Regions from separate parts of the Mus musculus genome. Here region 1 is linked to region 2. Evidence: chromatin loops called from intact Hi-C (ENCODE). Cell type or tissue: left cerebral cortex. All regions are shown on one strand. Each heading gives the region's core, and the rest is flanking DNA. Links, peaks and the distances in the headings are about the cores only. Region 1 overlaps Faxc (failed axon connections homolog). Region 2 holds the start of Faxc (failed axon connections homolog).

Region 1 (5,380 bases), core at 198-5,197, 60 kb after region 2:
CCACTCCCCTTTTATGGCCCTGGCGTTCCCCTGTACTGGGGCATATAAAGTTTGCGTGTCCAATGGGCCTCTCTTTCCAGTGATGGCCGACTAGGCCATCTTTTGATGCATATGCAGCTAGAGTCAAGAGCTCCGGGGTACTGGTTAGTTCATAATGTTGTTCCACCTATAGGGTTGCAGATCCCTTTAGCTTCTTTGGTACTTTCTCTAGCTCCTTCATTGGGGGCCATGTGATCCATCCAATAGCCGACTGTGAGCATCCACTTCTATGTTTGCTAGGCCCAGGCATACTCTGACAAGAGACAGCTATATCAGGGTCCTTTCAGCATAATCTTGCTAGTGTATGCAATGGTGTCAGCATTTGGAAGCTGATTATGGGATGGATCCCCGGATATGGTAGTGTCTACATGGTAGGACAGTGTTCTTTAACCATGTCTTCAGCCCTTTCTTTTTACTTTTACATTTAGGGACAGTCTTTTTTAATTAATTAATTAATTTATTATTAGATATTTTCTTTATTTACATTTCAAATGCTATTCCCTTTCCTAGTTTCCCCTCTGAAAATCCCCTATTCTCTCACCCCCTCCCTGCTCCCCACCCACCCACTCCCATTCCTGGCCCAGGCATTCCCCTATACTGGGGCAAAGAACGTTCACAAGACCTAGGGCCTCTCCTTCCATTGATGACTGACTAGGCCATCCTCTGCTACATATACAGCTAGAGCCACAACTCCCAGCATGTGTTTTCTTTGATTGGTGGTTTAGTCCCAGGGGGCTCTGGGGTTGCTAGTTCGTTCATATTGTTGTTCCTCCTATGGGGCTGCAAACCCCTTCAGTTCCTTGGGTACTTTTCTTAAAGACAGTCTTATTAAGTTGTCCATGGTGGCTATATTAGTCAGGGTTCTCTAGAGTCACAGAACTTATGGATAGTCTCTATATAGTAAAGTAATTTATTGATGACTTACAGTCTGCAGTCCAATTCCCAACAATGGTTCAGTAGTAGCTGTGAATGGAAGTCCAAGGATCTAGCAGCTACTCAGTCCCACACAGCAAGCAGGCGAAGGAGAGCGAGACTCCCTTCTTCCTTATATGGTCTCCAGCAGAAGGTGAAGCCCAGATTAAACATGTGTGCCACCACACCTTTAATCCCAGATGACCTTGAATTGGGAGATCTCCCTGTCTTAATCTGGAATCCATAGCCACTATGCCTCAAGATCTCCATACCAAGATCCAGATCAGAAACTTCTATCTCCCAGCCTCCAGATAAGGGTCACTGGTGAGCCTTCCAATTCTGGATTGTAGTTCAGTCCAAATATAGTCAAGTTGACAACCAGGAACAGCCACTACAGTGGCCTTGAACTCACCCTTGTGGCCCAGATGTCTTAGTTACCATTCTATTGCTGTGAAGAGACACCATGACCATGGCAACTCATAAAAAAAAAAAAAAAAAAAAAAAAAAAAAAGCACTGAGTTCAGGGCTGGCCTACAGCTTCAGAGGGTTAGTCTGTAGTCATCATGACAGACAGTGCGTCAGGAGGCCTGCCGCTGGAGAAGTGACTGAGAGCTACATCCTCATCTGCATGCAGAGGAAATGCCGGGGACTGGCATGGGCTTTTGAAACCTCAAAGCCTACCCCCAGTGACACACTTCCTCCAACAAGGCCACACACACCTGCTTCAACAAGGCCACACCTCCTAATATTTCTAATTCTTTTAAGTAGTGCCATCCTCTGGTGACTAAACATTTAAATATATGAGCCTATGGTGTCCATTTGCCTCCAAACCACCACAGCAGGCAAACCTCCCCCTTCTGATCCTCCTGCCTCAGGCTTTCAAGCTGCTGGAACTATAGGCCTGTACCACTAGGGTAAGATTCTCACTCTCTAGGATTCCTTTGGCACAACTCCTGGGGATTAAGTTCAAGAGAGGCATCTGGGACCTCCAATGTCTCTCTCCCACGTGAGGAGGTCTTTTCCTCTTTCTTGCTGTGGCCGTAACATTCGTTTATAGTTCTCGGTCACTGTGATTATCAGTGGTACCCAGGAAGATGTCCCATGCCTTTCCCTAAAGGAGAAAATGGAACATTTTATATGTGTCTCTTTAAGGGAACGAGAATGTGGGGTACATGGGATAAAAGGTAATGACAAGTCTAATAGTCAGATAAGAAAAAAAGACAAATCAAATTAATATGATAGTTGCGATTACCTTGAATGCATGACATGGTAAGTGCTCTCTTTTAATTTGTGTGTTATTGTGGATTCTATCCACAGACTGGTAGTCTTGTGAATTGTTATTTTCTTTAATAAAAAATAAACCAGGGTAGATAGACTGTAATCTACAGGGCCATCAGTGTAGAAACAAATCAAATGACTGTGACAAGGGACTAGAGGAAATAATTAGAGTGTGACACATCCACATAGCGCACTGTGAGATGACTGTGGCTGCTGTACTGTCACATTCGGAGGTCCTGGCTCTGTGTTGTCAGTGGAGAGGATCAGGAACAGACTCTAGTGAGTGCAAGTTTATGTAAACACTTGGAAGTATTTTCTATAGGGGTATAAAAACGTTATTGAGAATGGGTTACTAGAAATTCTTTATTTTGATTATTGAAATTTCCTAGTTTTTAAACTAAACATGGATTACATATGTAAGAAGTGAAATGTTTATATAGCTATAAAGATATACAGTCTTACAGTAAGAGGTGTCAAATACTATTTATAAGCAACACTGCCATCTAGTGGATCAAAGGCAAAACTCATTCCATTTCTGCAATTTCTTCATTTTTTGTTTTTGGAGTTGAGAAATGGTAGTCTGATATTTAGAATTTTTGTTTAGATTTGTTTAAATTTAAATATTTAAAAGTGAAAACACAAGTTTTACTATATCTCTTTATAGGCACATTAATCTGTAAGAACAATTCTGAACTGTGTATGGAAAATATAAGGCATAGTTTTTAATATTTTTTAAAATTTATGTTCATTTTTCTTTTTTATTGAAAAGGATTCTTTGCTCATACATTATATCCTGATTATAGTTTCCCCTCTCTGCTCCTGGTTTCTCCCAGCTCCGTCGCCTTCTGGATCCACGCCCTTTCTATTTCTCACTAGAAAAGGACAGGCTTCTAGGCGATAACATCCAAACAGGACAAAATAAAGTCTAACAAGAAGCAAACCCATCATATTGGAGCTGGGCATGGCAACCCAGCAGACGGAAAAGAGTCCTGAGAGCAGGCATGAGAGTCAGAGACCCACATGTTCTCACACTCAGAGTCCCATAAACACACTAAACTCAAAGCTATGCTAGACACAGAGGACCTAGTGCAGACCCAGTAGGCCCTATGCTTGCTGCTTTTGTCTCTGGGAGCTCGTATGAGCCCTGCCTCATTGATTCAGAGGGCCATGTTCTTCTGGTGTCTTCCATCCACCTCTAGCTCTTTCTGCTCTCTCTTTTGAGAGGCTCCTGGAGTTCTGGGGAGAGGAATTTGATGGAGACATCCCTTTTATCCCCGTCCCCGACTCTCTCCATGTAATACCTGGCTGAGGGTTTCTGCATCTGTTGCCATCAGCTGCTGGAAGAAACTTCCCTGATGATGACAGAATAAGGCACGGATCTCTGAGAATAGCAGATTATCATTACGTGTCATTTTATTGATATGTTTTTAAACCAGTAGTATTTGGTTTTACCTCTCTAGTATCTGGTTCTTAGTCACCCATGCAGTGTTAGGTATGGGTTCCGTCTCATGGAGTGGGCCTCATGTCACATCATACATTGGCTGGCTACTCCCATAAGCTTTGTACCATCATTGCCCTGACATATCTTACAGGCAGGACAGATAGTACGTCAAAGGGTTTGTGCCTGGGTTGATGTTTATAAATTGACTTAAATATGAATGAATGGTCACATTAGTCCTTTTGGTATGAAGTGGTAAATTGTCTCACAAAACCAGATGGTTAGATAGAGCTGCCCATTTTTGAGTGTCCTCTGCTTCTGTCTGCTGTAGAGAGAACACACTGTCTTTGTTCACTTAGCCTGCTTTTAACTTTTCTTTTTTTAAAGATGTTTACTGTGCACATAAAATTTCAAATATTTTGACAATATCTCTGTGAAAAAATAGTGTTAATATCCACCCGGCTTCGTCCTTCAACGTTACTTGGGATGCCCAGTAACTATGTCATGTCCCCTTCATATAATGAACTAGGTGGTTCATATGAAAAAGATAATTTTTTCTCATGGTGCTTGAAGTTGGGAAGCCCACGATCATGGTGTGGAAGACTCGGTATCTTAGGAGGTCCTTCTTTCTTGTTCACAGACGAAATGCCTCCTTACCAGGTCCGCATATAGCAGAAGGACCACTAGCTGAGCCTTGTTTTGGAGGTTTTGTTGTTGTTTGGGTCTTTTTTGTTTGTTTTATTTTGGTTTTCATTATTATTATTATTCATTTTGCATTCTTGATCACAGCCCTGCCTCTCAGTCCCACCCTTAGAAGCTGCTCCCTTCACTACCCTCTGCCCTTCTCCTCAGAGAAGGGGGAGCCCCCCATGCGTACCAACCCACCCTGGCACATCAAGTTGCAGCAGGACTAATAGCATATCCTTGCCTATTGAGGCCAAACAAGGCAGCCCAGCTAGGGGACGGGGACCCAAAGGCAGACAACAGACAGAGACAGCTCAATCCAATTATTAGGGGACCCACATGAAGACCAAACTGCACATCTGCTACTTATGTGTAGGGGGCTTAGGTCAGACCATGCTTGCTTTTTGGTGGATGGTTTAGTCTATGTGAGCAAGTTCCCGAGGGCCCAGGTTAGTTGGCTCCATAGATCTTTTTGTGATGTCCTTGACTTCTCCTGCTCCATCAATCCTGAGGTTTTAATGCCAGTCGTGAGGGCTCCTGGGGGTGGGGAGCACAGACATTCTGACCACAGCACTGTTAGGTCGTTGCGTTTGAGTGCTAACTCTTGCCTCTCTGCCACACTGCAGGCGAGCTGATCAACCTGGCCATGTACTGCGAGAGGATCAGGAGGAAATTCTGGCCCGAGTGGCACCACGATGATGACAACACCATTTATGAGTCTGAGGAGAGCAGCGAGGGCAGCAAGACTCACACACCCATGCTGGATTTTAGCTTTTACTCCAGGACAGAGACCTTTGAGGACGAGGGGGCTGAGAACAGTTTCTCCAGGACCCCAGACACGGATTTCACCGGACACTCTCTCTTTGACTCCGATGTGGAGATGGATGACTACACAGACCACGAACAGTGCAAGTGATGCCCCATCACGGAGCCTCGTCCTCAGGAGCCACCGCTCCCTGGGGTTGGTCTGATTTCCCAGATAGAAATCCATTTGAGCTGGGAGGAGATCTTCAGGCCTGGACCAGTTTT
Region 2 (5,380 bases), core at 213-5,212:
TGTAACGGCTGGTTTTGTGTGTCAACTTGACACAAGCTGGAGTTATCACAGAGAAAGGAGTCTCCCTTGAGGAAATGCTTCCATAAGATCCAGCTGTAAGGCATTTTCTCATTACTGATCAAAGGGGAGGATCCATTGTGGGTGGTTCCATACCTGGGCTGGCAATCCTAGGTTCTATAAGAAAACTGAGCTTATAAGGGGAAGCTGAGCAAGCCAGGGAAAGCAAGCCAGTAAGTAACATCCCTCCATGGCCTCTGCATCAGCTCCTGCTTCATGACCTACTTGAGTTCCAGTCCTGACTTCCTTGGTGATGAACAACAGTATGGAAGTGTAAGCTGAATAAATCCTTTCCTCCCCAACTTGCTTCTTGGTCATGATGTTTGTGCAGGAATAGAAACCCTGACTAAGACAGTATCCATCCCATATACAGTCACCAAACCCAGACACTATTGTGGATGCCAGCAAGTGCTTGCTGACAGGAGCCTGATATAGTTGTCTCCTGAGAGGCTCTGCCAGTGCCTGACAAATACAGAGGTGGATGCTCTCAGCCAATCATTGGACTAAGCACAGGGTCCCCAATGGAGGAGCTAGAGAAAGGACCCAAGGAGCTGAAGGGGTTTGCAGCCCCATAGGAGGAACAACAATATGAACTAACCAGTACCCCCAGAGCTCCCAGGGACTAAACCACCAATCAAAGAGTAAACATGGAGGGACCCATGGCTCCAGCTGCTTATGTAGCAGAGGTTGGCTTTGTCAGTCATCAATGAGAGGAGAGGCCCTTGGTCCTGTGAAGGTTCTATGTCCCAGTGTAGGGGAATGCCAGGGCCAGGAAGCAGGAGTGTGTGTGTGTGTGGGGGGGGGAGGGGTTGGTGAGCAGGCAGAGGGGAGAGATAGGTTTTTGGAGGGGAAACCAAGAACATTTGAAATGTAAATAAAGAAAATATCTACATAAAAGAAAAAGAAGCAAAGGAAAAGAAAAAATGGGCTGGAGAGATGGCTCAGCGGTTAAGAGCACTGACTTCTCTTCCGAAAGTCCTGAATTCAAATCCTAGCAACCACATGGTGGCTCACAGCCATCTATAATGAGATCTGCTGCCCTCTCCTGATGAAGCGTCTGCAGAGAGCTACAGTGTACTTAGATATAATAAATACATACATAAATAAAAATTACTGAAAAATTATGTTGTGAAATACTGTGTAGGTAAGTGTTCAGTTAATTAGTTCCCTCCCCTTTCAACACTTTGACTTAATTTTGGAAAAAAATGCTCAAAAAATTATTAGTTCACCACTAATAGTGATTTTAATATAGGGGAAATTAAAACTCCCTATTTGGGTTCTTTTTCACAAAAGGACATAAAAATAGTCAGGAGGCGCTGGAGGACAGCATGATCAGCATTAGCATCAGCCTTACTGAGGGCGTGGTCTCTTGGCCAAGTGATTGACAGGCCCAGATGAATTAACTCTTAAGGGGAAAGACAAAAGTATGACATGTTCTGTTCGCCAGAGAAAGATCAGAATGCCTTTTCTGCCCAGGGCCAGAGGTATATTCCATTCTTTTGACTGGGAGGAATTACCAAAACTGACAAACTCAGTTGTGATTGTAGGGAAGGAGTAAAGGTGGTGGCTCTCCATCTGGAATCTTCACACCCTTCCAGTGCCTAGTGGAGGGTCTTATCGCTCAGGTTTAGCTCCTACCCGCTCTGCCTTTAGAGATGAGGCAGGACTGCATAGCTACTGCCAGTCAAATCTGAGATCCGAGTGTCCATTCCGCATTTAGAAGCAGTTTGTTTTGTTTTGTTTTTTGTTTTGTTTTGTTTTTTAGCAGGGCAGTGGTCGCACATGCCTTTAATCCCAGCACTTGGGAGGCAGAGGCAGGCGGATTTCTGAGTTCGAGGCCAGTCTGGTCTACAGAGTGAGTTCCAGGACAACCAGGGCTACACAGAGAAACCCTGCCTTGAAAAAACGAAAGAAAAGAAGCGGTTCTTTAAAGAGTCAGTCTTCCAGTCCCCCAACAACTGGTGCAGGGCCTGTTGCCTGCCTGTGGATCCCGCACCCCTAAATGGACCACCTCATCTTGTCTCAGTGGGAGAGGATGCCCCTAGTCCCACCTAGTGCTGCAGTGCCTTGCAGGATGTGTGTATTGTGTTAGTGTGTGGGGGATGACACCCTGTAGCTCCTTGGTATCTGGCCCAGGCTGGCCTTCTGTTGGCCTCCTCTGTCACTGCATTGGGCTGATTGCTGTCTCCTTCTCATGGAAGTTCATGTCAGACTACACATCCTGAGAGGTCTTTAACTCCCTTTGGGATGACCCTAAAATTCGTGACAACTTGGGTAGGGCCTCCTTCTCTAGCTATGGTGGTAAACAATCTTTTGTTTTATTTCTAGCATGACTGTACAACCTGTTTATTCTAAGGGGGTGAAATCCAGGAAATGGGAGCCCCTTTCATCAGCACCCCAGTCTCTACTGTATTGGGGGACAGATGTATTCTTATAGTCATACTTGAATTTTAAATTGTGACAAATCATATGTCTTCAATATTTTTATTTCCTCTAAACTGAAACTGCCCATGCTCTGGCTAGAACACATGGTCTACATTTAAGGATTTAAAGGATCTAGAACATTCCATGTTGGTAGAGAGCGTGCCTGCCATGTATAAGGCCCTAAATCCAATCTCTAATCGATCTCTTCAGGGTTACCCAGAGTGGGAAAACCATTTAATACACAGTTGCTTATTTTACAAATTTTCAGCACCCAAAGGGACCATCCTGTATCAGCGATATCCTTGGTAACGATTTCCAAGGTGGGAAGATTTCTCACCTAGAGTACTTTCTGCTGTTATTTGTCAAGGCGGACCTCAATCACTTCATCAGCACCTTGCCTGGGACCTAGGTGACTGTGCTTACCTGAGCTCTTTAAAGCAATGAGAGCAGACAGACGCTCCCGACCTTAATCTGCCCTGGCCCAAGGTTTCCGGTCTGTGGCTCAGGGCAGGTGAGTTCCCTGCGCTCCGCAAGGCGCCTGCGGGCGGGAGCGGGTGGAACCGAGGGCGGCGGCTCTGGGCTCGGCTCAGCCGCAGCCATCGCAGCCTCCCGCGCCGCCCGCCTCCCCGAGCCCGGGCGTCCAGCCCCGCAGCTGCGGCCGAGCAGAGGCAGCGCACCGCGGGGATGCGGGGCGGGGGCAGGGCGCGGGGTAGGTGACATTATCCCGCCTCTGTTGCCGGGCCCAGGGGAGCAATGACATCACGTGGCCCTTTCCACGCGCTGACACAAAGAGCGCCTGCGAGAGGCCTCGGCCAGGGAGGCCGGCGGCCGCCGCTGCCTCGCCGGGCCCGGGGGCCCAGCCATCCCAGATCTCCGCTCGCCGTCCGCGTCCTTCCGCCGTCGCCTCCGCCCGCGCCCCCTGCGCACCGCTGAACCCGCCCGCTCGCCCGGGCGCCGGCCTCTTCCCATGCGGGCGGCGCGGGCCCTGGGAGGGGCGCCCGGAGCCAGCCGCGCAGCATGCACTGGGGGGTTGGCTTTGCCTCGTCCAGGCCGTGCGTGGTGGACCTGAGCTGGAACCAGAGCATCTCCTTCTTCGGCTGGTGGGCCGGGTCCGAGGAGCCCTTCTCCTTTTATGGGGACATCATCGCTTTCCCTTTGCAGGATTACGGTGGGATCATGGCAGGGCTGGGCTCGGATCCCTGGTGGAAGAAAACCCTTTATTTGACCGGGGGAGCTTTGCTGGCCGCGGCTGCGTATCTGCTCCACGAACTCCTGGTCATTAGGTGAGCCGGAGAGAGGGCCCCCGAAGCGGGCACTGACCAGGGCAGCTAGCCCGGGTAGGGCTGGCTCAAAGGGGGTTCCGGAACCAGCCCCTAGGTCCCGCCGCCCAAAGGTCCAAGCGTCCTCTCTCATCCTCTAACCCCCTAAGGCGTTTCACGGTCACCTGGCCACTTGTAAGGAGCCATTTAGAGTTGATGGGAGGGTTAAATTGGGAAGGGAAAGAAAGCGTTTTCCTTCCATCATTTCGATGCTAAAAGCAAAGTGCTGTGAGTCACCAGTGTTATGGATATAAACAATCTGCTAAAGCCCATAGGAAGAGTCTAACTGCAATCAGTGCATTCGTAACAATAGAATAAAGCTCTGTAGAAATACTAAGGTACACTTTTATAAACGCCTAATTGGTTTATGGGTAATGATGCTGGAACATTAACTATTAACCTCATCTTTACCTAAAAGGTTAGTTCTCTCTTACTCTTCTTTATAAATGTCAACATTATTAGGAGGCTGCAGTTGCAGAAGCTTGGTGTAACCCTGTTCAGTTTTGATGCAGCCTTAACCTGCTTACCTGCTTATCTGGTGTGGAACTGTAAGCACCTTCAAGCTTAAATACAATCATTCTGCGAGCGGTAGGAGATCTGAGGGCAGCGCTAGCACATGGAGCACTTGGCATAACAGGGAGTCTCCCTGGGCTGTAAACAGTTTCATGGCTGCCTGCCGCAGAATGTGTACAGGGCTGACTTGAAAATTACAATAAATGGATGCCCCTGCTGTTGGGACTGCTAGTCCCATAGATAGATCTTTAGTGGTAGATGCCACTGGGTACTGAGACAGCCTTTGGCTAATGGGCATGTCAATTTTGGGTTAAAATTTCCATGCATTTGGGACCCCAGTCTCTGGAGATTATTGGAGGCAGAGCAATTTTCCGTAGCTCAGAATTTCTCTTCTGACCAGTATTTTCGAAGGAGCTGGGATGTGTTCCTACCATATTTTCCAGGGGTAGGGTGAAGGAGGAGCATGGTTCTAGAGGCTGTAAAGTGGCTGGTGACCTCTAATGGACTTCAGGAAGTGCAGGAGGACACCATGATCGCCCTACTGAACTCACTATTTGTTGGCTCTGAAAGGATAAGAAAGCATTTGGGTCTGAGAAAAATGTGTTGGCTTTCATATCATTTAGCCACAGTGGAAGACTGAGAAGTTGATTTTAACTTCAGTATATCTCATTGAGCACAGCGTCTTGAATTTAGTTGAGCCAAACACAAAAGTTTTAAAGTGAGATAGCATGAAGATTACGCCCCATTGGTGCCAGTCTGAGAACTCTGTTTCACGTCAGGTTTCAGTCCATATGAAGAACCCCACACCTGTGCAGCATTTTACACAGTAGCCTGTTGTTTCTCAGTTGTATTTCACTCCATAGCCTGTGAAGACTGCCCCTGTACCATTCAGCATCTCAGCCTTTCTCCAGTTTGTGGAGAGTGGAAGCTTCACATGGCTGAATCCAAAATGTGGCTTTGATGACCTTGCAGAAATAACAGGGCCTTGGGAGCTCACTTGGAATAGACCACGCCCTTGAAGCTCTGGACCCTATACACTCTTCAGCCCTCTGCCCAGGCTAGCTCCT

What was found. Peaks named below come from ENCODE experiments on the same cell type or tissue, not always from the same donor. Only the 100,000 strongest peaks of a DNase experiment are listed, where the experiment ranks them.
Region 1: a loop joins it to region 2, with 2.4 times the contacts of the local background. A loop is called at or near these places in 1 of 42 quality-filtered maps.

Annotation. Positions count from the first base shown.
Region 1 is chr4:21,988,321-21,993,700 of GRCm38, forward strand. It overlaps Faxc (failed axon connections homolog), which reads left to right. Exons shown (of 6, transcript NM_175234.4): 6 at 4,978-5,380. The coding sequence ends at 5,267. Among named protein-coding and RNA genes, the nearest start is that of Gm42260, 33 kb to the right of the region's middle. In left cerebral cortex, for the core only: a CTCF peak has its summit at 2,743 (motif pointing left); a DNase peak (open chromatin) is centred at 2,739.
Region 2 is chr4:21,928,066-21,933,445 of GRCm38, forward strand. It overlaps Faxc (failed axon connections homolog), which reads left to right and starts at 3,261. Exons shown (of 6, transcript NM_175234.4): 1 at 3,261-3,764. The coding sequence starts at 3,499. In left cerebral cortex, for the core only: no CTCF peak of the experiment used is centred there; DNase peaks (open chromatin) are centred at 3,054, 3,306, 3,491, 3,933 and 1 more place; H3K4me3 peaks cover 2,650 bases; H3K27ac peaks cover 2,028 bases.